Regions from separate parts of the Homo sapiens genome. Here region 2 is linked to region 1. The links are chromatin loops, found by intact Hi-C in ENCODE. Cell type or tissue: Caco-2. All regions are shown on one strand. Each heading gives the region's core, and the rest is flanking DNA. Links, peaks and the distances in the headings are about the cores only.

The links. Hi-C counts contacts between places; a loop is a spot of excess contacts. Peaks named below come from ENCODE experiments on the same cell type or tissue, not always from the same donor. Only the 100,000 strongest peaks of a DNase experiment are listed, where the experiment ranks them.
Region 2: it touches region 1 in a loop (7-fold over the local background); 13 of 110 quality-filtered maps call a loop at or near these places.

Annotation. Positions count from the first base shown.
Region 1 is chr18:48,024,048-48,040,267 of GRCh38, forward strand. ZBTB7C (zinc finger and BTB domain containing 7C) reads right to left here. Exons shown (of 5, transcript NM_001318841.2): 4 at 15,853-16,220; 5 at 2,625-5,864. The coding sequence ends at 5,213. Among named protein-coding and RNA genes, the nearest start is that of SMAD2, 100 kb to the left of the region's middle. In Caco-2, for the core only: no CTCF peak of the experiment used is centred there; a DNase peak (open chromatin) is centred at 7,164.
Region 2 is chr18:48,457,559-48,473,778 of GRCh38, forward strand. No RefSeq gene overlaps it. Among named protein-coding and RNA genes, the nearest start is that of ZBTB7C, 56 kb to the left of the region's middle. In Caco-2, for the core only: no CTCF peak of the experiment used is centred there; a DNase peak (open chromatin) is centred at 7,851.

The DNA of each region.
Region 1 (16,220 bases), core at 4,345-9,344:
AGAGAGAAAGGGTGTCTACACCCAGAGGGGTAGTTGTGTTAGGAAGAAGGACTTAGGAGCAGAGAAAAGGAGGACACAGGGGAGTTGGGGAGGGAAATTCACTGGATACAAACCTCCTCATTCTGGAATTTGTCCCAGGATGTCCCAGGTCCTTGGAGGTCCCTTGGCATGAGTGTTGCCTGGCACTTCCCTTCCATAGGGCCCCCCACACCCGCTGGCTCATGCTTCTAGCTGGGGCACTGACCCTGCTGCCCTTATGAAGTCCCAACTTCACCCATTCTCAGAGGGGAAGGGCCACGTACAGGGCACCCGGCTGTGCCCTGTTCCGGAAGTGCCCTTTACATGCTGGTTGCCTGTTCTGCAGTAAGCTCAGAGTTCCCTCAGGGAGGAAAAGCTGTCCAGGCCCCAGGAAAGGAGGAGTGGGGTCTGTAAAGGGCTCTGTTCTTCAGGAAGGGGCAGACTCTGGGTCAGATAAAGGCCTGAGATGAGGGTCTTATTTCCCATTGGGTCTTTACTGTTCTCTTGTCACATGTTTGGGGGCTCTAAATAAGAACCACGGCTTTTCTATGGAGTCCCCTTCTCTGGCCCCAACTTGCTGCAGGTGACTGGTTTAGGGAGAATGGGGTCAGCAGCCCTGGGCCACCACGCTGAGTTTTGTGAACCTGCCCAGTGCTTCTTTTTCACTCGTCACCCAACTCCTTCTGGCATGATTCTTCTTCCATGGTCATATGGTGGATATGTATTCACCTTTTCACAAATTAGATGGAAGGAACCCTAGAGACTCTCTTCTCCAGTATTCTTTTTTTTTGTTGATACAGGGTATATCGCTCTGTCACCCCAACTAGAGTACAGTGGTGTGATCACAGGTCACTGGAACCTCAAACTCCTGGCCTCAAGCAATCCAATCCTTCCTCCTCAACCTCCCAAAGTGCTGGGATTACAGGCCTGAGCCACTGCGCCAGGTCTCCAACATTCTTGAGAGGCAGTGTTGAACTCTTGTGCTGACTGAGAGCTCACTCCTTCACGAGGGACCTCGTTCCTCTTTAGGGCAACTCCAGATGTTAGGAAGTTCTCTTCCTTTTTTTGGGCACCCAGTTGCCTCCTGCAATCTCTCTCCTATTGGCTTGGGTTGGCCAAATTTTTGGTGAAAGTTTCCCCTCCCCAACACACCTGTTGAAGTCCCAAGGCCTGTTCATGTATTCCTTAAGACTTCTTCTCCAGGTAAGCTGCACAGGTTTCTTTGGCCTGTCTTCGGAGGCCTCATCCTCCTTCCTTCACTCCCTCTTCCCTCCACTGGAGGCTCCTTTGCTGTCAGGACCCCACCTCCCTTAGCACCTTGGGGTCCCAGGGTGCAGGTCACACATGGCCGGGCTCCATGGAATTCCCACCTGGCCAGGGCTAGAAGGAGATTTTACTCACAGGAGATCAGGAGCACCCAGGGGTCAAGGCCCACTGGGCCCAGTTCCCTTCCCCTTCTCCATCTTCACCTATGTCACTCAGTGGACACTGACCCCCAGAATGAGGACCACATGATCCTAGAATGGCCGAGCTGAGCAGAATCTTGACGAGCAGCTGGCCTTGCATTTCTTGCACTGGGCTATGCTTACCCCTGAGCCCTCAGCCATGGGCTGGGGCCTCCCAAAGCTGTAGGGTGGCCAAGGAACAGTTCGACTTCACTAGAAGATTCTGGGGAAAAGGCAAGTCACTTAACTGGCAAGTCGATCAAAACGATGTTTTTATATTAAGACAAATGTTATGTAATAGAATGCAGAAGCATGAATTTCAAAGCCAAAACAGGAGACTTCAGAGTTTTACACTACAGATAGGTTACTTTGGGCTATTTCTTTAGTGTTCTGCCCCCAATTTGCCAATCAGCTGGCCCCCTCTGCTGAGGGGTGTTTAGATGGAGAACTTCGAGAAGCTCTGATTACTCCATTTCCTTTATTACTAGAGGTGAGGGAAGGGAAGACCAGAGTGGAGGGGTGATTAGACTGAAGACACACAGCTTGGAGGAGTCTAAATTGGAAACCCGGATCTGTTCTTTTCTCTGTACCAAGAAACGCTGCATAGACGTTGCCTACTACAGCAAGAAAGGAATCAAAAATAGAAAAGAGGCTCTGGGTTGACCCTTGGTTTTCCAGAAATGCAATTCGAAGAACAGTGTTACCAAGAGTCTGGGCTGTGGGTTGTAAGTAGAGCTGACTCCATTCAATGACAGAAGTATATTCCTTTACCTTAGGTTCTTTTAGGATCTAATGTTCTTTGGGAAAGAGGCTCAGGTGAAGAAAGGAGGAGGCCGATGCCAGCACCGGGAAGTGAGAGGAAGGAGACCCAGATAGCAGCAGGGCCAGCCGGAGCCCATTCCGGATGCCAGGCTGGGGAACTGGCAGGACTTCCCTTGCTCACACATCCTGGGGTGTAGCTGCACACGTTTGTGAACACACGCACACACACGCACACCTCGCACTCAGGCCCACAGGTGCTGCAAAGCTTAAGATCCAACCATGCCTTACAAAGCTGGAATGTAAGAGACTACTGAGAATTGAGTTCTGCCCTCCCTACCATGCAACACCCCCAGATAACTGAAACGGCAATTGGAAGGGGGAATCAATCTCACCAGGTCATTAAGCAAGCATAGCTCACTTTTACTCAAAACACTGTCCTTTAAAGTATAAAATAAGGGTCAAAGGTTTTTTTTTTTTTCTTTGTTAAGGTGTCTTTGACATTATTTTAAGTTTATGACACCCAACAATTAAAAACCTTAAGACTGGCTTGTTGCTGTCCTGTGAACTTTCAGAAGTCACATCTCACAGAAGTGCAACTCTCAATATAATTTAATCAAGTCAATTAATACTGTTTAATAAATAGGCCAGAAAATTAGCTGAGAGTTTTTCTCGGCGGGATGTGGCGTGCGACCGAAGTTATGGAAGATTGTCCCTTGAATCACTAAGGCAAACTTTGTTGAGTGTCATTTTACGTAGAGCAATCACATAAAAAAAGAGTTATAAATAGAAAAAATTCCAAAGTTCTCCCACAGACAGACAGGGAAATTGAAACATCAAAAAAAAAAAAAAATTGAAGCAAAACAAAAACACAACCACCCCTCCCCCCACAACCCATTTGCTTCAAGTTCTTGATCATACAGTACTCAACATCTTTGGATATTTTACAATGTACAATTCCAAACTGCAGCCAAGAAAAAACAGAAAGAACTAACCAGTCATCTGAAAAATTGAGTTTATAAGAAGTCATCACCTTTACAAAATAAAAACAAAAGCCCCAACACCACTGGATTCCAATTTATTCATGTTTCCTTTTTTTTTTTTTTTCCTCTCTTTTAAAGTCTGGTTCAGCCCCAATCACTTGGCTGATGGGGGGGAACACGGGGGCACGTTGGCTGGTGGACATGGGCATGCTTCAGAGAAAAGTGTCTGAAACGAAGACAGGAATCTGAGAGGCGGCTGCCCAGGCAGATGACTTCTGAGAACAGAGGGTGTGTGTAGCAATCCTGCTGGCTGGAGTGGCATCCGGTGGTGTGAAGAATCAGGGGGTCTCTTCTGGAGAGTTGTGAGAGGGACAGAGTCTGTGCTCTTCTCTGGCCTTTTTGTTTGTTGTGTTTTTGCTCAGGAAAAAGCCAAGGCAACAGGAAGAGCTGAAGTCTCTTTGTGCCCATAGCACAGGGATTGGGGACTCCAGCCCTGGGCTCTCCCTGGGGACGAACCCTCCTCCTCTCTGGGCTGCTCAGAAACCAAAGCAAACTTGGCAAGAAAAGAGAGGGGAGGGAAGGAGAGAGAAGGTCAGGAAGGCACGGGGCCAGCAGAGCCTTCCTTTTCAGGACCTGCTGCAAATTCAAGAACCAGGAGAACATGTGACAACTCTAACTCACAGAGCCCTTCAAACCTCAGAGGCCTCCACCTCCCTGCACTGAGCCCTTTTGTCAAAAATGGGGAGCCAAATACTCCCACTTCATCCCCAGAGGGAGGAGGAAGGGGTTGAGGGGGTTCTCACACAGCAAAGGGGACCATCACTAGCAATGCCAAGGCCCTGAGGAACCCTCAACTCAAAAAACAAACAGATAAACCCTAGAAACCGGTGTTTTGTCTGTTGTCAGGAATCAGGATGAGGGGAGACTGTTGCCAGGTGTTAAGAGGTGGCCCCCATCTCTTCGATGTTGGCCCTGAGAGCCCCAAGACACTGCACAGCCTTGGAGGGGGCACTGGAGATGGGGGTAAACATTAAATAGCGCCCCCAGGAGTCCAGACATGAACAGCGGCCTGCAGGGAAGGTAGGGTAGCATTCTGAGTTCGCAGAGCTACCTGTGGGCTTTGCTGAAGCTCGGAAGCTCCCCTGATGACCTGATCTCTGTCTAGTCTGGCCATATTTCTCACCTATGCTAATATGCTAATATAGAGCTGGATGTGATAAAACTAAGTCCAGAAAGATAAACTGTTTCCCCATGGACTTGGGGAGTACAAAGCTTCTACCATCTCTGTGATTCTCTGGGGGGATAGGTGTGTATGTGTTTAGAGGTGGAGGGCGGAAACCTCAGTTACCAGCCCCTTCCATAGCCAGGTGACACTGAGCTACAGAGGGCTGACCTGTCAAGGTCACAGGACAGGTCAGGGAAGAAATGGCCCGGGCCTTCCAGAGCCTGGTTCCTGACTGGTTCCAGGAGGCCTCCCTGCCAACAGAGCATTTCTTTCTATGTGGCAGGTGGGTAGTTCTCAAAAAGACCCCGGGGCCACTGGAGACTGGAAAATGAGCCCTCAGAGGAGTGTTGGCAGAGACTTTGCCATAGGGGGTGGGGCTTAACCAAGGTGCATGCCCAGCCCCTACCTCCTCCTGCTGTGGCTGGCTGGGCACCAGGCCAACCACCCCCTGACCCCTCATGACTCACCCAGCTCCTAAGTGCCCCTGGGCACCCAGTTCTTTGTGGCATGGGCCGGTGCAAGTTTCTATATGAGAGCCAGAGAGACAGGGAGGGAGGCCCGGGCTCCTGGCCTTTTGGGAAAAGATGCCCGTCTCAGACCAGCAAAAGGAGGCAGCTGCTTTAGGAGCCCGGGAAAATGCCATCACTGATAGTATTATTATTATTTTCCCATTTTCCCTTTGTGTTTTTAAAATGAAAAGTTCAGATCCATGGGGTAGGGTAGAGTGGGCCTGGAGGGAGAAGGACTGGAGGGCTGGTGGGCTGGAGCCGACAGGGACCAGCCTAGTTGTTGGCTTCGGACATGGAGGCCACGTGGTTGAGGCCGGCGAGCCCAGGGAGGCCGGCCAGGCCGGCGGCCCAAGGGTCGGGCAGCGGGAAGTAGGGCCGCGCCGCCGCCACGTTCTCGGCCAGCGCGAAGGCCAGGAGGCCCCCCGCGTTCCTCTCAGCCTCCAGCTGCGCGCGCCCGAACAGCTTCATCTGTGTCTCCTCGAACTGCCGCTCCAGCTCTTGCAGGCTCAGGGCGCCCTTGGGCGCTGCCAGGAAGTGCTTGGCGGGGCTGGGGCCCGGGAGGCACACAGCTGCGCCGCCCAGGTGGCCGCCCACCTCGCCCAGCGCAGGGGGCATCACGAAGGCCGCCTTGTCGGGGGCCGGGCCGCCGGGCCCGAAGAGCAGGCTGGCGGCCCTCCACGCAGCAGGCTTGCGGCCGCGTCGGGGCCGTGCCATGCGGCAGCTCTGGCGCTTGATGTGGCGGTGCAGGTGGTCAGAGCGCGTGAAGCTCTTGTAGCAGAACTCGCACTGGTAGGGCCGCACGCCCGTGTGGATGCGCATGTGGTTCTTGAGGTCGTAGTTGTGCACGAACTTGGCGTTGCAGTGGATGCACAGGTAGGGCCGCTCCCCTGTGTGCTTCCGCATGTGGATTTTCAGCTTGTCCTGCCTGCAATGCAGAGACTGGGGGTCAGTCCCGCAGGGAACACCAGGAGCCATTCCTAACCTTTTGCTCCCCCTTTCTCCAGAACCAGCCGAGGCTCCCTACTGCCATGGAGTCAAACCCCAGAAATAGGTCTCATGCTAGATCTACCCTCAACTGCTGCCCCACCTTAGACAGGTATGGTTACTCACCTGGATTAAAGGGATGCGGAAAAAGCAGTGTCCTGAAAGCCCCACTCCCCCAAACTCCTTTTATACCCGAGCTCAGAGTCATGAAACTCCCACTCTATTAGGGGTTTATCTCACATACTGGGAAGATACTTCGCCAGAAGTCAGCATTTCTGACCTTAGTCCTCGGATAGTGCAGCGACTTCTGCTGATACTGGACTGCACTTTAATCTCATACCCACTCTCTCCAGGCAACCTTATGCTTTCCCTCCAGTTCATCTATATGCTTTGGCCCAAAGTCCCTGGTCCCATCCCAGCCCCCGGGCTATTGAGATCTGTCTGTGTTTGGCACTAATCTGGGAGGCTATAGAAGCTTGGGCACACCTTGTTCAAACCTCCTGCATGGTGGTTTCTTATCCTAAGCCTTGGGCTCTCCTCTTTGTCTGTAGACAATTTCAGGGTTTACAAAAGAGCCAGGTGCGAAAAGAATGCAGCCTAATCTAGGGCAAAACTTTGCAGGGTTTAAGTGGTATTATTCACAGGTAAGGTATGGTGTAGGGTGGGGGCGCCTGCACCTATTGGGGGTCTGGGAGCCTCTGCGCCAGCTGCAGACCCACCACCAACTTGCTGGTGACTTCAGGCAAGTTACTTAACCTCACTGCCCAGAGCTGAACCTGGTGCCAGACATCAATTCTCATTGTCCAGGGCTCATGGAAAGAACCTGGGTCTGTGTGAGCTAGATTCCACACACCTCCTGGTGGTCTTGACAGGAAAACTGATATCAGGGGGTTGTTTTCATAAACACTGAGCATTGGGTAAACCAGCTTAAGGTGGCTGAGGTATAGGCAGCTGGGCTGCAAGAATTCCTCTTGGGATAATTCGCAGCCTTCCCCAGTGGGGCCATAGGGGCCAGGAAGCTCTGTGTCTAGTCTCCTACTTCCTCCCTGCAGGTGTGGCTTGGGTGGAGCATCTGCCTATAATTTCAGGCTCTGCTTTGAGGTTAGAACAGATGTGGAGTCCAGGTGTCCTCCCTAAGATGGCCAGATTTAAACCCTGTTTAACGTAATCCTAGGACAGCAGGTGCAGGTCCTAGGCTCCTGGTGTCTCCTGGCCACTAGAGGTCTCACCAGCTCTCATTTTCAAAATGGTTCTCCAGGGGCAGAGCAGGAGAGAAAAGGACATTCCCATGAATACTGGCAGGCACTGTGAGAGGAGGATCAGAGAGGACAGATCCAGTCCTCCCACCTGTGCTCACAGGAAGGCTGGAGAGCCCCTGGGAGTGAGGAGAAGGGAAGTGGGGTCACCCTCTTCCCCTCCACATCCCACTGCTCCTGCCTTTTTTCAAACCCACCAGCCACCCCTAGGCTACATAGTACTCTGCTGTGATATCCCACCCCCTACCAGCATGCTGTGGTCTCTGTAACCCAGATTTCACCTAGATGATTGGATTTTTGAGGAGGAAGGGACTTCAGAGACCATTTAGGCCAGTGGGTCTCAAACTTAAGGATGCATTCGAACCATAATCAGGACTCAATAAAACAGTGCTGGGCCCTACTCCCAGAGAGTCTGATCAGTAGGTCTGGGATAGGGGAGAGGGACAAAGGATTTGCATTTCTAACCAGTTGCCACATGCTGGTGGTGGTGGTGGTCCGTGGACCCCACACTGAGAACCACCGGTCTAGGCAAAGCCTCCACTATGTAGGTGGGCAAACAGACCCAGCTGGGGAACTTGCCAAACTCACCCAGAGGGTCATGGCAGGCCCGGGAGTCAAGGCCTCTTTTCTCACCACAGCACTGTGACTGTGAAAATGGAAGTGTCGGGTGCCTGTACCCCTGGAGTGATGCAACTTCCCAGTCCTGAGGGATATGTCTTGGGCCTCCACAAATTCACCCAGGCTCTGATGGAAACACTGATGCTAGGTGGTCGGCTGGGCTCCCTCACCAGGCCTGGCAGAGGGCTCAGCTCAGAATCAGCTAAGCAGGGCTTTAAATGCATCATCTCATTACTCCTCACCACAACCTATGAGGTAGGTTTTTTTATTTTTATTTTTATTTTTTTGAGACAGAGTCTCACTCTGTTGCCCAGGCTGGAGTACAGTGGCATGATCTCGGCTCACTGTAACCTCCGCTTCCCAGGTTCAAGTGATTCTCCTGCCTCAGCCTCTCGAGTAGCTGGGATTACAGGCATGCACCACCACGCCCGGCTAATTTTTGTATTTTTTTAAGTAGAAACGGGCCTTCACCATGTTGGTCAGGCTGGTCTTGAACTCCTGACCTTGTGATCTGCCCACCTCGGCCTCCCAAAGTGTTAGGATTACAGGCGTGAGCCACTGTGCCCGGACAAGGTAGGTTTTTTTTTTTTTTTTTTTTTTTTTTTTTTGAGACGGAGTCTCGCTCTGTCACCCAGGCTGGAGTGCAGTGGTGCGATCTTGGCTCACTGCAAGCTCCGCATCCCGGGTTCACACAATTCTCCTGCCTCAGCCTCCTGAGTAGCTGGGACTACAGGTGCCCACCACTACGCCTGGCTAATTTTTTTTGTATTTTTAATAGAGACAGGGTTTCACCATATTAGCCAGGATGGTCTCGATCTCCTGACCTCGTGATCTGCCCACCCCAGCCTCCCAAAGCGCTGGGATTACAGGTGTGAGCCACCGCCCCTGGCCAGGTAGGTTTTTTTTAAGTCACTATTACACATAATTAGTAGCACTGACCCTTAGGGTCACTCTCAAACAATGGACAATATAAGTGGTAAATCTTCAAATGCCTCCCAAACTTCTCATTAGTGTATCTAAAAGAAGTCCCATTTTTGTGGCAATTGGTCCAAGGATGTAAGAAGTGCTGAGAAGGTGCCTACGATATCCTTTTATTGAACATCTGCTATGGGCAGGTAAATACATGACTTCATTGACCCTGGGAATTCATTATTCAGAGGCATATGGTATAGAGGTAGGGCCCCTCCAGGAGTCTGGGAGTCCCTGTTGTAGCTTCAGACCCACCACCAACTTGCTGGGTGGCTTTAGGCAAGTTATTTAACCTCTCTGTGCAGAGCTAAACCTAGGACCAGACATCACTTCCCATTGTCCAGGGCAGATGGAGAGAATCTGGGTTTGCGTGAGCTAGATTCAACACACTTGGTGTAATTTCCTCACTTGGACACAGGCAGAAAGGAGGCTCAAAGAAGTTAAGAGCTTCCCAAAGGTATACAGCTGGTGGGGGCAAAGGAACCTGGGGGGCTACCTGGCTGTGGTTTGTTTGTAAGCTATTCTGGGGATGAGAAAGGATGGATTTTCACAGCAGGGATTCCCAACCTGAGGCCTAAGAGGACTGCTGCAGAAAGGGCAGACCAGAACAATCAAGAGAGGGCACCGGTAGCCAGCTTTCTGCCTCTGTGGCCAGAAGACTGGGGTATGCCAATGGGAGGAACTCAGCCCTAGGCAGGAGCTTTCCCTAATGGAGACATTTGTGGGAATGGGGGCAAGGGGTGGGAAGAGTAGGCAAAGCTCATGATAAGCCAGTGCTGGAAAAAACTTCAGAGGATCATCTAGTTTACCAGGCATACTTTACCACATTCTGATTCATGGTCTGAGTCAGTGGGCCCAGTAAGTGACACTATTAGCAGTACACTTCTCAGGACCTTGAAAACACTGATCTAATTACTTCCAAGATAAGGAAAGAAAGGACCAAAGAGGGAATGGTGTTCTAGGGCCACACAGCCTCCTTCTTTACACTGACCTTTCCTGTGGATACTGTGACGTGCATTGGAGCTGGAGGTGGTGCCGGGCACACTCCAAGAACTAGATCAGTTCCCTTCCCTGGTCTGGGCCTTAGTTTCCTGATCTCTAAAATGCGGGTTGGGCTGCATCCTTGGGGCCTCTAGTGCTCCATGAGTGTATGCATCTGGGTAATGGGCTTCTGCCAAATCTCCTTCTGGAGTCTGTTTGGCTGGCTGGCTTCCTTGCTGCTTCACATATTCAATCTGCCTGTGGAAGCAGCGTGAGTTTAGCTGGAATATGTTCTAGCTGGAATCTCAAGAGCTGAGCTCTTAGTTACTTCTCTGTAGGAATGGAGGTCTGGCAGTTCCACTTAAAACTTCCCAAGGCCCCCTTGTCCAATGGCCTGTGTGCTCACTTACCCCTTAGCATGGCTTTCTGGGCTCTTCACAAGCTCACTGCCATCTCCTCTGCCAGCTTCCTGCCTGCCCCCCATGGTACGCTGCCCCACACTCTGGGCAACTCTGCATCTTTGAACACCTGCAGGTATGAACTGGACTGCCGGTCCCCCAGTGCACAGCCCACCACATTACAGGGTGGATGCCCTGTAAACCCTGGCTCCTTCCCCGTGTGTGCATGTCTTGTGCTTGGACACTGATGCTCTATCCTTAGGGCCCTCCCAGAAGGCCAAGCCCAGAGCCAGGGTGCCCCTTCCTCCCAGCCCTCTTCCTCCCAGCCCTCCTCCTCCCAGCACTCCTCCCTGCACGTGGCATGGAGTTCTGGTACCTGCTTTGATGAGAACCTGTGGGATGCTCTTTCGTACTCTGCACAACACACAACACTGAATGTAGATAGAGAGGAGGCTCACTGCGCGTTTGGTGACTGACTAGTGGTGCCAATTTCAGAACTCTCCGACTACAAATCCAACATGCTCCCCTCTGGCCCTGGTCCCCTTGTCTGCCATCTCGTTCCATCTCTCTGCATCAGGGACAGCCAAGGACATATGCACCCAAGCCTCGGTCTACATGCCTCCTTTCAGCCTGGAGAGCTCATCGTCGGGAAAGTCATGTGAGTCCTCATGAGCTCATTCCCAGAATCAAAGAAAAGGGCTGTGGGGCCTTGGCCTGAGGTCTGTGGCCTCCAGAAAGGCTCCCAATCAGGATAATGCTTTCCCAGCAGCCTCTACCTGGACTTCTTGTAACCCGATGGTTTGAGACACACTCTTCCTGCTACCACTGCTAATGCCATTACATTATCTTAATAGGGTTCCCAGAGCTGCCAGGAGTGGGAGGACTACAAAGAAAATAGAGGGAAGACAAAAGCCAGGCTGCTGGCTTATCTGGAGAGCAGGCAGCTGTGGGGGCACAAAGGTGGTCAGCATTCGGCTGGCACTGGAGGAGGCAGGTGGAGACTAAAAGGCACAGCCTTCGGGGTTCAGCGGAACTGGAAAGCGTGCCTTGTCAGAGAGTGACTGCGGTGCAGAGGTCGTCCATCCCCACCCAGGACGGTGTGCTCTATGGGACCTCTGCTGTCTCTGGGCCAGTCTGTTTTCATTTTGCAGTTTCTTGCCTTCACTACTGTCCCCATCAGGCATGGCTGGGGCATCTCTGGGAGCCAGGCTGTGACAGGATGCAGGGGCTCCAGGAGGGAGACCAGCCAGCCATGCTCTCTAGGAGCTACTAACAGAAGGGCTGGGGGAGGCAAGGGGCAAGTCTCTATGGCCTGCAATCAAGGACCCATGTGGTGGGAATTAAGAGGCGGAAGATGCACAGGCTTTCACAGGGCCCAGGGCCAGGCCCAGTTGGCAGTGATGGCTGCAGATGGGGCAAAAAGGTGTGCGGGGGCCACCTGGACCTGGGATGTCCGTGGGCAGGGAAAATACCCACCAAGCATAGCAGTGTCCCTGTGCATGAAGACAAATGCTTTATCTTCCTGAGATCACATGCTCCCTGTTCTTCTAGGCCCTTCCTAGGCATCACCTCTGGCCGAAGCCTGCCATCCTAACCTTTGGCTCCTGGCTTCCAGACTTTCTGGGAAGAGAAGGGAAAGGATTCCTGATGAAGAGGATCTAAGGTAATCTTGGTCCAGACTGCCTCTGCCCTATGACCTGGAGCTGTTTCTGTGTCCCAAGTCAGACCTGAAAGGGACAGGAGCTGCCTCTGTGGCCAGCACAGGCACAAGCCTTTCCCAGGAGGAAAACGGTGTCTTTGAACTAAACCGAGGGAGTGCACAGGCAAAGGGAGCCCAAGTGGCTATGGGGTGACCAGAGCTAGGAAGGGACAGCATGGGGCCAAAGAAATAGTTTGGTTGATGCCGTTGAGGCCCTGCCTAGGGAGATTTCATATTTGGAACAGATCAGTGGTGGGACACCTGGTAGGACTGGCTGGAATCTAGAGCTGCCTCAGAGGTGAGGTTCCTGACACCAAAGAACAGACAATACCATTGTGGGGCGGCCTCTGTCCCTCCTCTCTAGACCCACAGAATGACAGCAGCAGGCAGGGCCTTAGGGGTGAAGGGGCTCTGCTGGAAGGATTCCCATGTCCTCCCCCTGGGTTGTGGCTGCTGAGGTCATTAGTACGTCCCCGTGGGGTGTGGACATTCTGGGAGCTGGCATCTGGGAGGCTGTGACTCAGAGCCTGGGCTGAAGGGCTACCATGCAGGGGAAGGGCAGGCCTCTCCAGCACCCCATGGGGTGGGGCGGGGAGGGTGTCACAAGACCCTGAGCTCTTCCCAACATCAAGGAGGGAGGAAATGGGGCTTTGCCAGGGCAGAAGCTCAGCTGTGATGAAGGAAAGACTCGGGTTCCAGAAGGGGAAATGGAAATCATGTCCGAGAGAAGGACCTGAGGGCAGCATGTCTGGGTCCTTGCTGCGGGGACAAGAGTGACATGACAGGGCCCAGTCTCAGGAAGTGGCGTGGCCTTGGAAGGGAGTCTGGGAATTCTGCGTCAACGAGGCAGCCGTCTCTGCTCTAAGTGGCTGCTGAAGAGCTTCCAGGTGGAAGGGGCAGGTGTTAGGAATCGCGTTGGGGAATTCAGCCAAAAATAAGGTCCCCGTGGAAAGGCTGCAGGGAGCCTTGGCCACAGGGAGAATTACAGGAAAACCTCAACCTGGACAGACCACGCTTGGGGCTCTTCAAGCACGGAAAAGAATCCTTGCCGGGCAGTTCCAGAGATGGGGTGAGAAGCAAAGGCCCAGTGATTCTGAAGAATGTGAGGGGGAGGAGAGTGGGGAGTGTCCCACAAGGACAGCCACAGCCCACAGTGAGCAATAAAGCCTCTGAAGGGAGGCAGGCTGGAGCCATCTCCTCCACCCTGCCTTTCCCCAGCTCGGGGTTTCTCTCCTCCTGGGAAGAGAAGGACCCAAGAGCTTGTCTGATCTTTTTCGGGAGGGTCAGAGACCAGTGGGAACAAGTGGTGGGGGTGCTGAGGGGGCTGCAATGCAGCAGCTTCAGCTGGAGACAGGCCTGGGGCCAGATGGCCGTCATTCTGGAGCAGGAGGAACCCAAGGCCAGATGGCTGGATGACCAGAGCTGCCCCACTGCCTATCATCTGGCTGGGAGTGGGGACTGCAGACAGAGAGGCCACCCCAAGTGACCATCAGGAATGTGCTGGGAGGGAGGAACCTGGAATGTCACCCTCCTATACAACACAGCACTGCTGCCCAAACCAGGACGCCCACTCCCAGAGAATGTCCCAGGGTCCAGAGGGTGAGAAGTCTGTCTGCAGTGACTACGCACGGTTAAAACCTTCCCTTAAAACAGGGTGCACAGACTGTCCAGACCTGGCGTGGACCTCACAGAAGGCTGTGCGTGGGGAAGGCCCAGAGGAAAGGGAGTGGGGAAGAAGGGAGATGGGGTCTCAGGGTGCCAGCAGGGCCACCGTGCGATATCCTGAGACACAGATAGATCCTTTTGGAATTGGAGTCACCAGCCTCGGTCTCCCCTGAAGGGAGAGGTGCTCCTGTTAGCCATCTGCCAAGGGGGCAGGCATGGGCAGTTAGGGAGGCAGAGCCTGCGTTGGCAGGAGAGGGCGCTCCAGGCTGATAACATGGCTGGCTTTCCTGATCTGGCCTGTGAAGAGCTTCCTGGCATCCTTAAAGTCATATGCAGGGGCTGGGACTCTCGGGCTGAAGCCAGGCCCCCCGTGAAGATGGGTGAGCTGTACTTGAATCTGGCTTTCACACGGTGCTCTGGCTTATCTCCCTCGGTATTCCTGTGCTTTTGCCAAGCCTTGTTCAGGTGTTCTGCCTGGTTCTGTGGGGCTAAGGTGAATTCAGGAGGAGGTAGGGGGCAGCATCACCCACGGTGGCATTGGGGTGGCAGGGCTGTCACTGAGGGACATCCAAGGGGAGGTGAATCTCAGGAACCTTGGGTCCATCTGCTCTGGGGAGTAACAGGAGCAGGGCGCCCTGCTGTCAGCATTGCCGGGTGGCTGGCCTAGCTCACTGCTAAGGGCAAGGGAACACATCCTGGGTCTGTGAGGCCCTTCCCCTCTGCTCCTGCAGATTCTCCCTCTACTGTCACTGGAAGCACCTGGGACAGATGCTGTCTGGGGTTCCCCTCACAGAAGCAGCTGTGAGCAGGACCCCAAGGCCACCTTGGAAATAATCAGTGTTTCCTTCAAAACAGTCCCCTGAGGAGCCTGCAGAGCTATTTCAGCCACACCAGTGTCACCTGAATGGATTTCTGAAACTCTTCTCTGGCAACTTCCAGTAGTTTCCAAGCAACCCAGAAGAACAGGTCTCATGACTTTAGAGGACTCATCTTTTTTTTTTTTTTTTTTCCTGGAAAAGCATAGTCCCTGATTTGATATCCAGTCTCATTCACAACCTTGCACTGTGTCCTTGGGCCAAAGCTTTGGGCCCACTGAGGAAAATCAAAAGAATGAGCTGCCACCAATTCCCAAAGATACATCTCCAAGAGGAAGTGGGGCAGCAGCACCGCCACCGGAACAAGTGTGGGTCTCTCAAGGTGAGTTCTCTGAGAGGGACAGTGGCAGGGTGGGGAAGGGACCTAGTCTAGTAAGTCATGTTCACAGGGCAGGCATCGCCAGGCTCTGTACACACAGGATACACTGAAATGACCAAACCCTGATGCCAGGCCACCCACCAGAGCCCTCCCCACCTGTGGACATGGCTGAAAAGATCAGCCTCACACCAGGAACCAGAGATAGCACCAATGGGCCGTATTTTCCAAAAGTGAGGCCTAGCCAAAGCTGGCAGTGGGCAGATCTGACCCCACGTCAACCCGCCAATCAGTTTTGAGTACAAAAGTTGCTGTGCAGAGTAGGCATATAACATATGTTTGCTGAATGGGACAGAGTCTATGAAAGATGAAAGGTTTATAATGTATTGATTTCAAATTTCAAATTTTATAACAGCATAAAGTTGTCCCCCTTCCTTAAATGGAAAGGCAAAGAGGAGAACATAAAAAGAGGCCCAGCCTTTAGGTCTGACCCCAAAATGATTGAGAGGACCTACAGGCATCTCTGCAGTCTACTGGTCACCGGCTTTGCTATTACACAGAGGCTGAGATTCCAGTCTCAGCTCTGCCATTTTCCAGCTGCACACATGCTTGGTCAGCTAGCCACTGGGAGATGTGTCATAAACAAAGTCAACCACGTCTCCCCATCTTCCCAGGGCCTAGCTGTGGTAAGCATGTACTTAAGGTGCCGAGGACGGCCCCTGGCATGCAGAATATGCTTAATAAAGGTCAGTGGCTGCTTCTCCAAATCAAACAAAGGGGCGGCACTCCATCTGGGGAGGGCCATCCATTCAAACTGGGTTCCACAAATTTACAGCTGGAAGGAGAAGAGGAAGCCAAGCAACCAAGGTGCTTGAGGCGCCTCACTTCCTTCCCAGCCAGAACAGCCCTGCTCTTACCTGCTTCATGTCATGGGCTTCCACCTAATATTGTATCTGAGAAAATACTGCAGCCCCTAAAAAGGGCTTGAAAGTCACAGCACCAGGTGATGCCTAGCACCCCTGCTAGCCACGAGCCTGCATGTGTGTGGGATCTATCTGGGTCTCTGTCTCCACCGCCAGCCTCCCTGCCCAACTCTGCTGTCCCCCATGGCCTCTGGCCCCGTGCCCCACACCCGAGGGCTGCCATGCGCACCTGGTGAAGCGGACCTCGCAGATGGTGCACATGTATGGCTTCTCCCCGGTATGGGTCCTCATGTGCCGCGGCAGCTTCCCGGCCCCCATGATGACTTTGTGGCAGATGGGGCACTGCTGAGAGGCCTTGGGCTTCAGCTTGCGCTCTTCTACCAGGGGCCAGGGTGGGAAGAGGCCTCCCAGGTGGGTGGCACTCAGGAAGTTGAGATAGGCACCGTAGTCGTTCTCCGCCTTGATGGGTCCCAGAGGCCCCCCCGGCAGGTCAGGGAACATGTCCTTGAAGAAGTCATTAGGGAAGGGTGGCGGTGGGGGTGGGGGCAGCTCCTCCTTCTCCTCCTCCTTGATCTTCCGATTCTTGATGACCAGATC
Region 2 (16,220 bases), core at 5,304-10,303, 430 kb after region 1:
GGCATGCTAAAGCCGACAGTGAGTCGGGAGACCCTCTAAGATCCAACAAAGCAGCACAGTGGGTGGAAAGAGAACATCAGAATCCCAGAGACCAGACTTAGAGCCTGTTACTCGCGCTCTCTGATAGATAAATAAAAATGCCCAGCTCGTGGTTACTATGAGGATTCAAAGGGGCTTAACGCCTATAGCACTGAGCATGGTGCCCGGCACAGAGGAAGTGCTTAGTGGGTGTTAGCTGTTACTACCTGGACCAGCACCTGAGTCTACTGAGAGTGAAACTGATGCTGGAGAAGTGATATTGAATAATAATCTGTACCAGGACCAAGCATGGTAGTGCAGGCCTGTAATTCCAGCTACTCAAAAGGCAGAGGCGGGAGGATCGCTTGAGCCCAGGAGTTCTAGACCAGGCTGGGCAACACAGCAAGACCATCGTCTCCAAAAAAAAAAAAAAAAAAAAGGAAACAAAATGCGGGGTGTGGTGGCTCATGCCTGTAATCCCAACGACTTGGGAGGCTGAGGAGGGAACTTTCACTGGAGTCCAGGAGTGAAGGTTGCAGTGAGTTATGATCGTGCCTCTGCACTCCAGCCTGAGTGACAGAGCAAGACTCTATCTCAATAACGACAAAATAATAATATGTACCTGGCATTTTTGATTAGAATTTTCCATATATTTCCTTATTTGTTCCATGAAATAAAATGAAGAGTCACTTGGGAGCCAGAGAGGTTAAGAAACTTGCTGTTGCTTTCCTGGCCTGAGGATCTCCACAAAACCTGGTCTAGAGCTGCAAGCCAGGAACCATCTCGTGTGAAAAGTCCATGCCCGTCAACTTCGCTTGAGACTGTGCTATATCTAGAAGCCATTAGCTTTATCCCTAGTGAGTAACAATTTAATCTGGCCAAGGCAAATAACAAATTAGACTATTTATTTATTTGATTTATTTATTGATTTATTTATTTTGAGATGGAGTCTCCCTCTGTCACCCAGGCTGGAGTGCAGTGGCGCGATCTCAGCTCACTGCAACCTCCGCCTCCCGGGTTCAAGTGATTCTCCTGCCTCAGCCTCCTGAGTAGCTGGGATTACAGGTGTCCAACACCATTCCCAGCTAATTTTTGTATTTTTAGTAGAGATGGGGTTTCACCATGTTGGCCAGGCTGGTCTCGAACTCCTGATCTCAAGTGATCCACCTGCCTCAGCCTCCCAAAGTGCTGGGATTACAGGCATGAGCTACCGTGCCTGGCTAAAATTAGACTTTTTAGAACAGTATACAACATTGGGTTGTGTGAAACTTCAAATTTATTGTGTTGAAACTAAACTCCTCTTATTGCCAAATTAGAACATTATTGTTCACATTGGCAAAGAAATCCACACTTTCACAAAACAGTTTTCTACCAGGCTTCTTGAAACATGAGCTCTTCCATATTTTTCAGGACCAGAGCTATTACATAAAACTGGGCACACATGAGTGCTTGCATGGACAATGTTAGCACACTTAAGTTCCAATTTATAATGTGTAAAGCCCCAAATTGGAGCTGGCTAGATAGTCTGTGAGGCAAGTCTTAATGGGTAACATGAACCTGCTTTGTCCATGTTATCCTGTGTCTGACACAGCATCATGTGTCTGACACAGACTTTGGCTTTCTGGGGTCACCATCCCTGGCTTCCTTCCCACATTTCTGCCTGAACCATGCTGCTGCCACTGCTTGTAACAACTTCCCCATGCTGGCAAGAATCTAGATTAGGCACAAGCCTACATGACCAACACATACCATTTGCCACACCAAGTTGTCCTCTGTTCCTAGACTTGGCTAAATTGCTACACTTAGATCATGGCCTCTAGCTTTCTGAGTACCTGCTATGGAGCAAAATAATGTAAGATAAGAGTGTTAGCACCCGCTAAGAAATGGAAGACAAAATAGAGCTACAAAATAAATGTCTCTTCATTTCTCCCTTCTGTGGATAACTCTGAGAACTGGCTTCTCCTTGAAATTCTAGAGAAAATCCACCATGCAGCATGAACACACATGCCAATTGAATCACATGCCTCCTCATGGTTAATCATGAAGCAGTGGCCAGCACAGTAACACACTGCATTGTTTTACATGTATCTTTGCCTCACTTCCCTTTTTTTTCCACGCTTATTTCCCTGTTCTTATGCCTTGCAAATACAGTGTCAGCACTTTAATCCTTGCTTAAAGCTCTGCATCCAAGAGTGATTCTAGAAAACAATTATCAGGATGGAATTATGAGTTGAATGTCCCATTTGTCTTAAAGTAATAGGTATTCCATTGCTGGTAGTACATGGCCAGTAACAACTCCTTGGCATTTGGTAGACTTGTGATTTTTTCAATTTTCACTGTAGTTAATTGGGATAAAGTGCAGGTCAGGCATAAGACAAGGCATTGGAAGATTAAGTGGCCACGGCCTTCAACCAGTATAGAAGCTGACATGGTTTGGGTGTGTCCCCACCCAAATCTCATCTTGAATTCCCACATGTTGTAGGAGGGGCCTGGTGGGAGGAATTGAATCATAGGGGCAGTTCTTTCCCATGCTGTTCTCATGATAGTGAACAACTGTCACAAGATCTGATGGTTTTAAAAAGTGGGGTTTCTCTGCGCAAGCCCTCTTCGCTTGTCTGCCACCATGTGAGATATGCCTTTCACCTTCCGCCATGATTGTGAGGCTTCACCAGGCACCTGGAACTGTAAGTTGATTAAACTTCTTTTTTTTGTAAACTGTCCAACCTCGGGTATGTCTTTATCAGCAGTATGAAAATGGACTAATACAGAAGCAATGTCACCTATGAGGCTTTTGGACTAGGATGGCTACTAATGGCAGCACTAAAGACATTTAAATAAATGATAGGGTCAAGGAAGTTGATTAATGGCTCTAAAAGCCAGGTGACTTCTATGGCAATATTAAAGGAGGTCTTTGTTTCCTGCAACATCAGGGAAAACTGTGTGAAAATCAGGTTCAGAATCTGATTCTAAGGGTTTTGGAGCTGCCATGAAGATGAAATGCATAGCCTTGGCAAGTATGCTATGTCAAGTTAGGGTCCTGATAGGGAAAATGTAGAAATCTCAGACTTGGGATGGAGACAATTAGGTGGATGAAGCTGAGCATCTAGAAACTCCAAATTCCTGTAAGCCCTCCTTCCCCAAAGATGTGACACCTTCACCTTTGCCAGAGAAGACTAGACTCTACTTGCTGGTTGTACAGTATAATAATCTCACCTGAAGCAGTGGCTTCCCAAGGTGATGCCCGTCCTCCTCAAGAAAAGCTAACCTTCACCACCTCTCATTCTCTCCAGACTGAGAGCCAGAGGCAGGTCTCAGCAAGCTCAAGTGCAGATGCAAAATCCTGTTTCAGGGTGAAACTGTCTAGATAAGAAAAGAGTTACAAACCCTAGCAAGAACTGCTGAACATAAAGTGAATATTGAGGGTAGTAGCCCAAAGAGGGGAGGCGAATACAGAGCTGGATAGTAGGGTATTTGTTGACATGGGATAACTCATTTATGACTCATAATTTAGTTTTGTATCAAGAACACATGGATAGTTTGCCAGGATGGATATCTGAGGCCTTGACTCCACAAGGAACTACAGAAAAAAAGTGGAGACCACAGAAATACTTTGGCATAGTGTTGAGGAAGAGAATAGAAGGCTCAGGGAACTGGGAATATTATACAGGGACTTCTTATGTTTAGACCAAGAACCTACTACCCAGAGGGCATACTTTTCACTCAGACATTAGAAAGCGCATTGGTGAGCAAGATACCAGCATCTTGGAGAAGCTCAGTGGTGGCTTTCAAAGGCACACACTGCAAACATAATTACTTGATAGGCAGCAAGCCAGAGTGGTAGGTTCAGTCAGAGTGCTTTGGTTCACAGGGCTATGACAGTAATTAATAGATTACAGAGTCCAAGGAGTGAGTTGCGTAGACAACCAATTAGGGTGCTATTGGGTTTATACAAACAAGAAAATATCTCAATCTGGCAAATGAAGACTGACATTAACCACTGCAAAGGAAAATTGTGGCCTATGCCTCAAAGTCAGTTCACAGACCCAGAGCCCATTATGAATGGAATTCTAGAACCCTAAGTGCTGACAAAAGTCATTCTCACAGAAGATCCAGTGCATCTGCAAACCCACCCTGTGGTTATTTCCCCAGTGCCCAAATATATAGTTAGGATAGATATAATTAGCATATACTTACCAGCTGGTAGATCCCTTACAGTAGTGGCCTGATTTGTGGAGTGAGAACTATTATGAGAAGAAATGGAAGCCCTTGAAAGGCCAAATGGAAGCTCTTGACATTTTCCTATCCCCAATACTAGCCTCCAAGAAAAATTAGAAGCAATGCCACATTTCTGGAGGAATTTTAGAGATTAGCATTACCATTCAAGATATGAGAGATGAAGGTATTGGTCCCTATTGTATTCCCAATCAGCTCACCTCTGGCAGTGGATACTGCAAGCTTAATACTCCATTTCAGCTGCTGGTCAAAATATAAATTTTTTATTTCTTTTTTTTTTTTAGAGATAAGGTCTAACTGTTACCTGGGCTGAACCCTTGGACTTCTAGGCTCAAGTGATTCTCTCACTTTCCAAGTAGCTGGGACTACAGGCACATGCCACCGGATATGGAGCTTTACTGGGGCAGATCAACACGGCCTCAGGCAATCCATCAGTAGAGTGAGACCAAAGAAGTTTACCTTTACTTAGCATATCTATATAGCAAACCTGCACATGTATCCCTGAACCCAGAATAAAAATTAAAAAATAAAATAAAATAAATGTAAAAGAGAGATCATATTCTTTTATTTGAGAAATACTAATCCATAATACTATCTTATATATTATCTGAACAATAAAACTATCATATAAATTTTTTTTAAAGAGAGACATCATGCTGCAGTTTCTTTAGATTTTGAAGACAACATAGTATAAACTTCTCTCCCAGTTCCCTGATGCCTCAGAAAGCCACCAGTGTTGAGTGTGGGCAGCAAATCCAAGCTGTGGTTCCAGGTATTCTGTTTCTCGGGCCATGTGACCAACAGATCCAGTGTGCTAGGGGCATCTGCAATGGATAAGGATGTGGCAGCCTTAAATAGAAGAGTCACAGCACAGAGCCCTCAGATTCTGGAATAAGGCCATGCACTACTGGAGAGAACCATCTTGTTTGGCAAGTAGCTCCTGGCATACTACTGGACCCTAGTGGAGACAGAGCAGCTGACCATGGGGCACCCTGTTACTATGCAGTCTGGTTTCCATTATGAGTTGGTGTTATCTAACCTATAGAGTCCTACTTTTGGAAACATGTAACAGTAATTTATCATGCAACAGAAGTGATACATTTGGATCTAACCTGTAGCAGGTCCAGAAAGATTAAGTAAATTATTTAAACAGATGGTCCAGACTCCCATTTCACCCCTCTCTGCTGCACTGCTGACTCCCAATCGATCCACACTTATAGCCTCCTGGGAGTACCCGACATCTCACTGAACTCAGTGTTGATTTAATGGGATTGTTGCTGCATTGTTGCCCCAAACAAAAGTGACCCTGAAGGATAATGGTAAGAGGTGGTTCTTCCAATGGGACAAGCTGGAACCAGTATACTTGATCATATGCTGTACGTGGAGGAAGGATGTGGCCTGAGGCATAGATGTGTACTCCTTCATGGTAGGATTAGATGGCTCAGCCAGCTGGCTAATGGCCTGGAAGGAACAGACTGGAAGATGAGAGTTGAGGAAATCTGGGAAAGCAGAATGCAGATAGACCTATGGAAGTGGGCACCAAGTGCATGGATAGATCTTTGGGTCACACATTAATGATGACTGAAGGCCATATACACATTTGAGGTTCTCAGTCACCATCTAGACAGGGTGGCCCATCCTGTGCGTTTGTCATCCAATCTCTCCCCTCAGATATCTCAGTATTTGTTCAATGTGTCTTTGAAGAGAGTGGTCAAGGTAACAAGGACACAGTTTACACAAAAGTCCTAAAACAGGGATTCTGATTTATTTACTGTGATTGCTGAGTACCCAACCTACTAGCAAAAAAGACCATTGCTGAGTCCTTGAAATGGCATCCTTCATCATGTACACCAGCTAGCAAACTGGTGACAAGTCAATGACATTGGAATGCTTCTGTGTTAGAGCAGACAGCAATGCATCTTTCCTAGAATTGACACCAGCTCCAGAGGGAGATTTTCTTTAGCGTGAGGCATTACCCACACACATACACACATACACACACACCAGCACATGGCATAATGCCCAGGATATTGTAACAATTTTTTGGAGAATAAATGAGTGAATAAATGAATGAATACTAGAAATAAGAGTGTGAGCCAAAGAGTGAAAGGCTTACATAAATTTGGGGAGATGAGTGACGCTTCTCTAGTCTCTTTTTCCTTATTCCTCAACCCAGGACATAGATCAAGCTCTTTACTGGGCCATGATAATCGCTGTTCATGTATATCCCCATCTGCAATCTCTCTCTGACAGCTCCTTCCCTCCAGGCTTAAACTATCACATCTCTCTTGTTGGTAAAGTACTCTGACAGATACTATTTTATTTTATCTTTACCACAATCTCATGAGATAGGGATGTGGAGAGGGATAGGTTCATCAATATCCATTTTCTCTTCTTCTTCCCGGACCCAGGGCTCAACGTTATTTCCCAATCTATTTGCCATTAGGTTAGGACTGGATTACCTAGTTCAGACAAATGGAAAGTGATGTGTGCCACTTCCAGGCCTGGCACATACAAATCTCTCATATGACTCTCCTTTCTGATCCATGGAGACCCTGAAAGCCACATTCTGAAGATGGCAGCTCCAAAAGATGGAAGGAAACTGGGTGCCTGAATGACTGCCTGGAGCAAAGGCCCCTGTCTGACTTGCATTGGACTTATGCATAAACAAGAAAGGTTTTTATCTTATTCAACCTCTGAGAGTTTGAGATTGTGACAACAGTTAGCCAAGCCTGAATAAGCAGAAAGACAGGAGTGAATTTTATTACAAAGAATGTACAGAAACTGAAACATCAAAAAGTGGAAAAAGTGTAAGTAATGAAAAATCACCTGGTTTATGGCCAAACACACCTAGAAATGGTTTCATGGTTCCATCACTTGCTGGCTGTGTGTCTTTAAGCACATCATTTAATATTTCTGAGCATCAGTTTTCGTATTTGTTAAATAAAGGGGAAAATATCTGTCTCGCAGTTTTATCATAAGAATGGTGATAATATTTATAAGGTGCCAGGGTGGCACACAGTAGGTGGCATACAGTAGGTTCTCAATGAACATCCACTCTCACTGTTGTTACATCAGAGATTCACATGGTTAATCATATCAGAGCTGGAGTCAGAGTCCCATTTTCTGAAGGCCAACCCAGAACAGCCTCTACTGTACACCGTATTTTTCCCCAGCCCTGCTTTATAGTTGAAACTTAATTATAAAGGAGTCCTCCTTAGCATTCATGTTTGTGAGAACAAGGCTGGGAACTTCTTGTGAACACTCTGCCTGCACATCTATGAAAGGCTGGGATTAGGTCCCCAGGGCACAACTGCAGTGGTGTGGCATGAGTCTAATTATAAGAGAATTCTACTGAATTTGGAATAAAGGTAATGAAGAAGTCACGAATAATGACCAAAGCTACAGTATTTCACTCTGCAGTTTTTAGATTCAAACTTTGCCTGTTTCTAAGACTATGTGAACCAGCTATGAACATAAAAATAAATAAATAAATAAATAAATAAATAAATAAATAAATAAATGCATTTCAAGAGTAAGTTTTTGCAGTCTCTATTCAACATCCTTTACTCCTGCATGAGTCTCACTGTGCCCTCTGGTGGTGGCTGTGAATTTAATTGGGTTTGTTTATTCCTAGACTCTAAAGGAGTGTTGGAAATTCTCATGCTGGAGCGTTGGAACTTCATCCTTGCAAAAGATTCTGGTAATCACATTTACATACACCAACTGTCCAGGGAAGATAAGGGTGACGGACCTTAGAGTGCTCTGCCTGGAGGTCACTGGAGAACGATGAGAGGCTCAGAAAGGTGTTGGCAGGAATGGAGAGGAGCAAGCATTTGAAGGGAGGATTTGGAAGTAGGCATGCATTAGAGAAAGGAGGCAAAACAATGAAAGAATAGGCTAGGAAATCTCTCCCAGACCACTGGCCACATCCAGGCTCTTGAAGGCTACTCTTCTCCCAAAAGGTACAAGAAGTACAAAACTCCAAGGGGCAATTTAAAGACAGCACCATTCATTTCTACCACACTGCAATTCCTCGCTCATCTGCCTCCATCCTTGCACCTGCCAGAGATGCTGGCCAGCAATTCCCAGGCAAAGGAAATGGTGCAGGTCATGATACCTGAAATCTCACAGCCACTGTTAGCATGACTGAGTTGCTCCCTGTAGAGATTCACATCTTAAGAGAAGACTCTTCTGGGCTCCAAAGCAGAGTGCAAGCAGTCCTAGGAAAATGTAACACCTTTTTGTTTTTGTTTTTTAAGACTTTTGGAAAAACTGGAATAAGCAAAGATAAGTGGCTTTCTGTGCTGCAGGACATCTTTGAGCCTTAAGTACAACTAATATGCTATGAGAGTTAGCTATGGAGAATTATAGAACAGCTTTTCCAGAATTTATTTGGGAATCATACTTACTTACAAGATGCTGTCCAGAACTCACTTGAGAAATACTTTCTTTTTTTTTTTTTTTGAGATGGAGTCTCGCTCTGTCGCCCAGGCTGGAGTGCAGTGGCGCCATCTCAGCTCACTGCAAGCTCCGCCTCCCGGGTTCACGCCATTCTCCTGCCTCAGCCTCCCGAGTAGCTGGGACTACAGGCGCCCGCCACTGCACCTGGCTAATTTTTTGTATTTTTAGTAGAGATGGGGTTTCACCATGTTAGCCAGGATGGTCTAGATCTCCTGACCTCATGATCCGCCCTCCTTGGCCTCCCAAAGTGCTGGGATTACAGGCATGAGCCACCGCGCCTGGCCGAGAAATACTTTCTAAAACAATGGTAAACTCATTCTTTTTAAGGTCCTGACTGCCAGAGGCAGGCCCTTGTGATAGTACTAGTCTAGGTTTCAAGATACCAGAGTTCCCCATTGGATCTTCCACTCTGTGAGTGCTTTTGGCTCGTTCTTTTCATTTCTTTGGGTTCCATTTCCTTTCCTGCAAACCAAGGAGTTTGGAGAGATCTGCAGTTTTCTCTGAGACAGAGAAACTCGGGGCTCCATGGAAGTACTCCATTGGTTCCACAACAGTCATGCAACATCCACAAATTACAAAAATGGGAACTCCTAGTCCATTCATTTCTTTTTACCTGTTTTACATTGAGGATTTACCAAATAGTTCATTTGAATAAAAGAGATTATTTGAACTGGGCATGGTGGCTCATACCTATAATCCCAAAATTTTGGGAGGCCAAAGCAGGATAATCACTTGAGGCCAGGAGTTCAAGACCAGACTAAGCAGCATAGCAAGACCCTGCCTCTCCAAAAAATAAAGAAAATTAGCCAGGCATGGTGGTGTGCATCTGAAGTCTCAGCTGTCTCAGCTATCCCAGCTACTCAGGAGGCCGAGGTGGGAGGATTGCTTGAGACCAGGAGTTCAAAGCTGCAGTGAGCCACGATGGCATCACTGCACTACAGCCTGGGAGAGAGACTGAGACCCTGTCTCTAAAAACAGTGTATTTGTGAAAACTGGTTGAACACCTCTAGGATATTTAGTCTCTAAGGGCAATTCCAGGTATACATAGTCATACAAGTGTATGAACTAGGATTCAGTTAAAGCAGTCTGGAATGACAGATTTTCCCAGGGTGGGCGGTTGCTGCCGTTGCTGGCTGTGTTGCGTGACCAGGTCACAAGACTTCAGGGGAATTTTTGGACCACCCAGGTCACTCAGCTATTGGGCATAACAAAAAAAAGAATGATGTGACTACACTGGAAATGGTTACAGGACACATTTTGGCAGCGTAAGAGAGGAGAAAGCATCAACTGAGAGCTGCTTGTGGAGAGCAGAAAGTCAGTCCGGAAGACCCAGTCAGAACTCCTAGGGAGGGAACGCAGCCATTTTGTGTTGGTGATTTGTAGGTACTAACAAAGAAATAAAGAGACCTGGCTTTGTCAACTCTTATGAGTTAAATTCTGTCCTGCTCAAATTCATATGTTGAATTCTGAACTCCCACTACCTCAGAATGTGACTTATTTGGAGACATGATTTTTACAAAAGGAATCAAGTTAAAATAAAGTCATTAGGATGGGCCCTAATCCAATAGGACTGGTGTCCCTATAAAAAGGGGAAATCTGGGCCAGGCACGGTGGCTCAAGCCTGTAATCCAGCACTTTGGGAGGCCAGGGCAGGCAGATCACTTGAGGTCAGGAGTTCAAGGCCAGCCTGGCCAACATGGTGAAACCCCCTCTCTGCCAAAAAATACAAAAATTAGGTGAGTGTGGTGGTGTGTGTCTCTAATCCCAGCTACATGGGAGGCTGAGGCAGGAGAATCGCTTGAACCTGGGAGGTGGAGGTTGTAGTGAGCTGAGATCATGCCATTGCTCTGCAGCCTGGGCGACAGAGCAAGACTCCATATCAAAAAAAAAGATTGTAAAAAAAGTGTGTGTGTGGGAGTATCTGGAAAAAACATGCAGAAAGGAAAATGATGTGAAGAGACCCAGAGAAGATGGCCCCTGACAAACAAAAGGGAGAGGCCTGGAACAGAGCCTTCCCTCACAGCCCTCAGGAGGAACCCAAATCCAGCCGACACAGTGATTTCAGACTTCTAGCTCTAGAGCTGTGAGACAATACATTACTATGTTGACGCCACCCAGTTTGTGGTGCTTTGTTACAACAGCCCCAGCCACTGCTATCCCAGCCCTGGGAATAGCATGAAGGGGAGCCACTCTAGGTTGCAGAAGGGGAGAAAATCTAACCCAGGGGGCCTGTGGCTGAAGCTGCCTCTCCCTGGGCTACTGCAGCAAGCTTCTTCCTGTTCCATCTGCTGCTCAGTGCTCCTGCCCAGCCCACAGTGTTATCAAACAATCTTTGCCAAGTAGCCCCCTTTCCTGCCACTTGGTTTCCCATGTACCTACAGGAATGCATTGCCACTTTTTCAGATGCTCCATGGGTAGGGCGCAGTGCTGTACCAGGCAGCTGCCATCTCCACCGCTAGCTCTTCGAAAAAAACTGCAAAATGGATACACTTAAGTCTAGGCTGTTCTACTTTCTTCCATCCTCTGAATTATTAGTGCCCAGGCCCCACCTGAAATCAATTAAATTACAATCTCTTAGGTGTATTTTAGAAACCACCACTCCCCTCCAAAGAATTCTAAGATGTAGTCAGGATTAGGAAACATTTCTAGATACTCCTGCTCCTCAAGTCAGCCCTCTCCAGCTTTGAACCACGCTTCAAAAATATTTCTTCTTCATCGGCATCCAAACTCTCATTCCCTCAGTGACGTTACATTCAGCTATAAGGAAGGCAATTTGATTAATATATGCTGATCCTTCAAAGATGTATTATCCCTGCCGGGCTGGCTGGCTCTAATCCCAGCACTTTGGGAGGCCGAGTTGGGCAGATTTGAGTCAGGAGTTCGAGACCAGCCCAGCCAACATGATGAAAGCCTGTCTCTACCAAAAAAATATAAAAATTAGCTGGGTGTGGTGGTGGGCACCTGTAATCCCAGCTACATGGGAGGCTGAGGCAGGAGAATTGCCTGAACCCGGGAGGCAGAGGTTGCAGTGAGCTGAGATGGCACCAGTGCACTCCAGCCTGGGTGACAGAGGAAACCCTGTGTTAAAAAAGAAAGAAAAAAAGAGAGAGAAAGAAGAAAGAAAGAGAGAAAGACAAGAAAAGAAAAGAAAAGGAAAGAAAGGAAGGAAAGAAAGAGATGTATTATTCCAATCAATATTCCTGGGGGAGAGTTACCACCACAAAAAGATAATACTTAGGCAAATTAACCCTAAATTGGAAGTATCACAACATATTTTGATCCAAGAACCCCAGATGTACTATGTTAAATACTCCTTCTTTCCTGCTGTGTCTCGTTTGTATGCTGGACCAGATAGAGAACAGGAATGTGTAACACTATTTTCATTCCATTCCAACAACAAAAAATATCAAGCATTTCCTACTGCTCTGACACTAAATAATTACAAAAGACACAACCATGTACAGAGATGTCGTCTCTACCTCCAAGGAAAACACAATCTAGAAAATAGGTATCATGGGCCGGGCGCGGTGGCTCACGCCTGTAATCCCAGCACTTTGGGAGGCCGAGGCGGGCGGATCACGAGGTCAGGAGATCGAGACCATCCCGGCTAAAACGGTGAAACCCCGTCTCTACTAAAAATACAAAAAATTAGCCGGGCGTAGTGGCGGGCGCCTGTAGTCCCAGCTACTTGGGAGGCTGAGGCAGGAGAATGGCGTGAACCCGGGAGGCGGAGCTTGCAGTGAGCCGAGATTGCGCCACTGCACTCCAGCCTGGGCGACAGAGCGAGACTCCGTCTCAAAAAAAAAAAAAAAAAAAAGAAAATAGGTATCATGGGTCTAAAAGGAAACCAAAACTGAAATGAACCAATCTTTAAAAATAAAGCAACATAAGAGCCTTATCTACCAAAATCTGTGGACTTCAGCCAAAACGGAATTTAAAGATAAATTCATAGCCTTAAAATCTATATATTAGGGCCTTAGAAAGAAAATCAACTAAGAATCCAACTCAAGGGCAATGTGGTCATGGTGGCAGTAGGTTTCCCAATCTCCCTATAACCTCTCCTGACAACCAAGTAGAGCAGATAGGATGCAGCCCCCCAAAAACCCACCACCTCAGCCAACAACAACAAAAATCCCACCTCTAACCTCTAACCTCTTCAACCAAATTAGGTGACAGGAGACCTATCAAACCTGAGGACATGGACAAATACGCCAAACCAGCAACAACAGGACTTGGTCACAAAAATAAAAAAGTCACCCACAAATTCTCACCCCCAAAAGATGAAGACAACACCCTGATCAGAGCTGAGCGCATCCTGAGCAGGGAAGAGGAGTCCCAGGGGCTCACAGTGAAGATAACTGGGCCTGGATCTGGGTGGAGCAGAGAGGGTGGAACAGTTTAAATTCCTGAGAGTCTCAGAAATATCCGGCAAACAATTCATTCCAGAAGGAAAGAGCTGCAGTCTGAGGGAAAATTACTGGAAACAGAAACCACATTGAGTGGGGCTCAATTTGAGTAAGTGAAAGAGAAAGCATAGATCACAGGGGAGGAGGGTCCTGGGGAAGAAGGTCTCTGTAAATACTGCAGCATCAATATTTACCATGTGAAGCAGCATGGCATGGAAGGCCAAACCTAGGGTGCCCAAGAGCCGGGGCTGGGGCTGGAGGCAGGAAATCCTGAACCCGGCTCATGTCAAAGAGACAAAGAAATGGCTACAGAGACAGGCCTAATTTTGAGTCATTCATGGTGTCAACAGAGTAGGTGGCATCAAGTCATGAGCTAAGGATGCTGCCCTTGCCCATCCCTCCCCAAACTCTCCTGTTCCCCAGAGAATCTTCTCAGTTCCAGATATAACTCTCCTTGCCCCATTGTGTAGCTGCAAACCAGTTTCCCCCGGTAACTGGAATTAATCGCTCCTGTCAGTAGAAAAAAACGAAAGCTGAAATCCTTGTTCTTCTAATTGGTACCATAGTATAAATAGCCCAAAATAGCTGGAGGGCATTCTCATCTTCCAATCAATGATCCTACCGATGTGTCCCCTGATATAAGCATTCTCCCATTCAGACCTAAGACTTCCAAACCAACAAAGCTCCAAGTTGCCAGGATGGGAAGCAAAAATTCTATAAGTGGGTGACTAGGTGTAAGGGAGAGAGGAACCACTTCTACTTCTACCCTTTGATTTCCAGACTCGTGAGTTCTTGCCATGGAGAAGGCAATGTCATGTAATGATTTCTGATTCAAAGGACATACTGCACCTTGTGACACAGAACCCCATGGTTTCAGGACACTGCCTTCCAACTGGTGCTGCAACTGGGTCTTCAAGAAGCTATTCCACCTTTCAATAAGACCATTTATTTCCAGGCGATAGGGTATGTGGAAGTACCAATGAATCCCAAGAGCATTAACCCACTGCTGTACTTCCTTGGCTGAGAAACACATTCCTTAATCAGAATGCCCTTGAGAATGCTCTGAAGATGGATGGGGCATTCTTCTGTGAGCCTACTGGTGGTGAAGGGCAGGCATGGGCATCACAGGCAGGGAAACCAGATCCTTGTCCAGAATGTGTGCCTATCCCAGCAAGAACAATTGCTGTCCGATTCCAGGAGAGAAGAGGTCCAGTGTAATCAACCTGCCACGGGGTGGTTGACAGGTCCCCTCAGGGAGTGGTATATTGGGGGTTGGTGCTTATCTCTGCAGTTGGCAAGTTAAGCATTCACTTAGCTATAGCCAGGTCAGCCTTGGTAAGGGAACATCCACATTGTTGGGCTTATGCACAGCTCCATCTCCACTGCCATGACCAGTTTATCCCTGAGTCCATTGAGCAAGCCCTGGGGTGGCTGGGAAAAGATGTTGACTGACATTGATAGAGTGTATTATTTGGTCCTCCTGACTACTGAAAGTCTCCTCTGATCCGCAAACGATGTCTTTTGATGAGCAATCCCATGGGACAGAAAGATCTTCACAGTCTGCCCATGCTGAGTTCCATCCACATAACTTTCCCAGACTTCCTTGTCTCTAATCCTCCAGTCGTGTTCTTTCCAAGTACCCGACCATCCGATCAAACCATTTGCAATTACTCTTGAATCAGTATAAATCCATGATATAATGTGAATGTCTGTGTTTCCTCAAATTCATATGTTGAAGACCTAACCTTCAGTGTGGCTGCATTTGGAGACAGGGCCTCTAAGGAAGTAATTAAGGTTAAATGAAGTCAAAAGGGTGGGGCCCTGATCTGATAGGATTAGTGTCCTTATAAGAGGAGACACTAGACGTTTTCTCTCTGTCTGTCTGTCTCTCTCTCCACACACACGCATGCGTGCACACACACACACGCACGCGTGCACACACACACACACACACACACAGAGAGCAAGGAAAGTCCATGTGAGGACATAGTGAGAAGGTGGCCATCTGTACGGCAGGAAGAGGCCCCTGACCAGAAACTGAATCAGCTGGAACTTGAAATTTCAGCTTCTAGAACTGTGAGAAAATTAATTTCTGTGGCTTAAGCCACTTCATCTATGGTATTTCATTATGACATCCCAAGATGACTAAGACAGATTTTTGTGTTGAGAAGCAGGGAGTTGCCATAACAAATGCTAAAACTGTAGAAGTGGCTTTGGAACTGGCTCATGTGTAGAGGTTGGAGGAGTTTTGAGGTGCATGCTAGGAAAAGCCTAGATTGCCTTAAAAGGACTGTCGGTAGAAATACAGCTGCTAAAGGTAATACTGGTGAGGTTTCAGCTGAAAATGAGAAAGAGTTTATTGGAAATTGGAGGAAAGGTGATTCTTGTTACAAAGTGGCAAAGAACCTGGCTGAATTTTGTTCTAGTGTTTTGTTGAAGGTAGAACTTACAAGCAATGAAACTGGATGTTTAGCTGAGGGCATTGCTAAGCAAAATGTTAAAGGAGTCGTTTGGTTTCTCTTTATTGCTTATAGTAAAATGAGAGAGAAGAGAGAAATTGAAAAAAATTGTTAATCAAAAAGGACCCAGAGCTTGGGCCCGGCGCAGTGGCTCATGCCTGTAATCCCAGCACTTTGGGAGACCGAGGCAGGCGGATCACGAGGTCAGGAGATTGAGACCATTCTGGTTAACACGGTGAAACCCTGTCTTTACTAAAAATACAAAAAAAAAAAAAAATTAGCCAGGCGTGGTGGCAGGCGCCTGTAGTCCCAGCTACTTGAGAGGCTGAGGCAGGAGAATGGTGTGAACCCAGGAGGCGGAGCTTGCAGTGAGCCAAGATTGCACCACTGCACTCCAGCCTGGGTGACAGAGCAAGACTCTGTCTCAAAAGACTGAAAAAAAAAAAAAAAAAAAAAGGGACCCAGAGCTTGAAGATTTGGAAAATTCTCAGCCTATGCATATTGGAAAAACAAAAAATGAAGAAGCATTTTCACCTCTAAAGAGCACACTAAGGTTGTGGCTGGCCAAACATTTGATAAAGAGATCATGGGTGCAACACATGGATTTCGCTAGCCAGCTCATAAGAGCCAGGGATAGAAG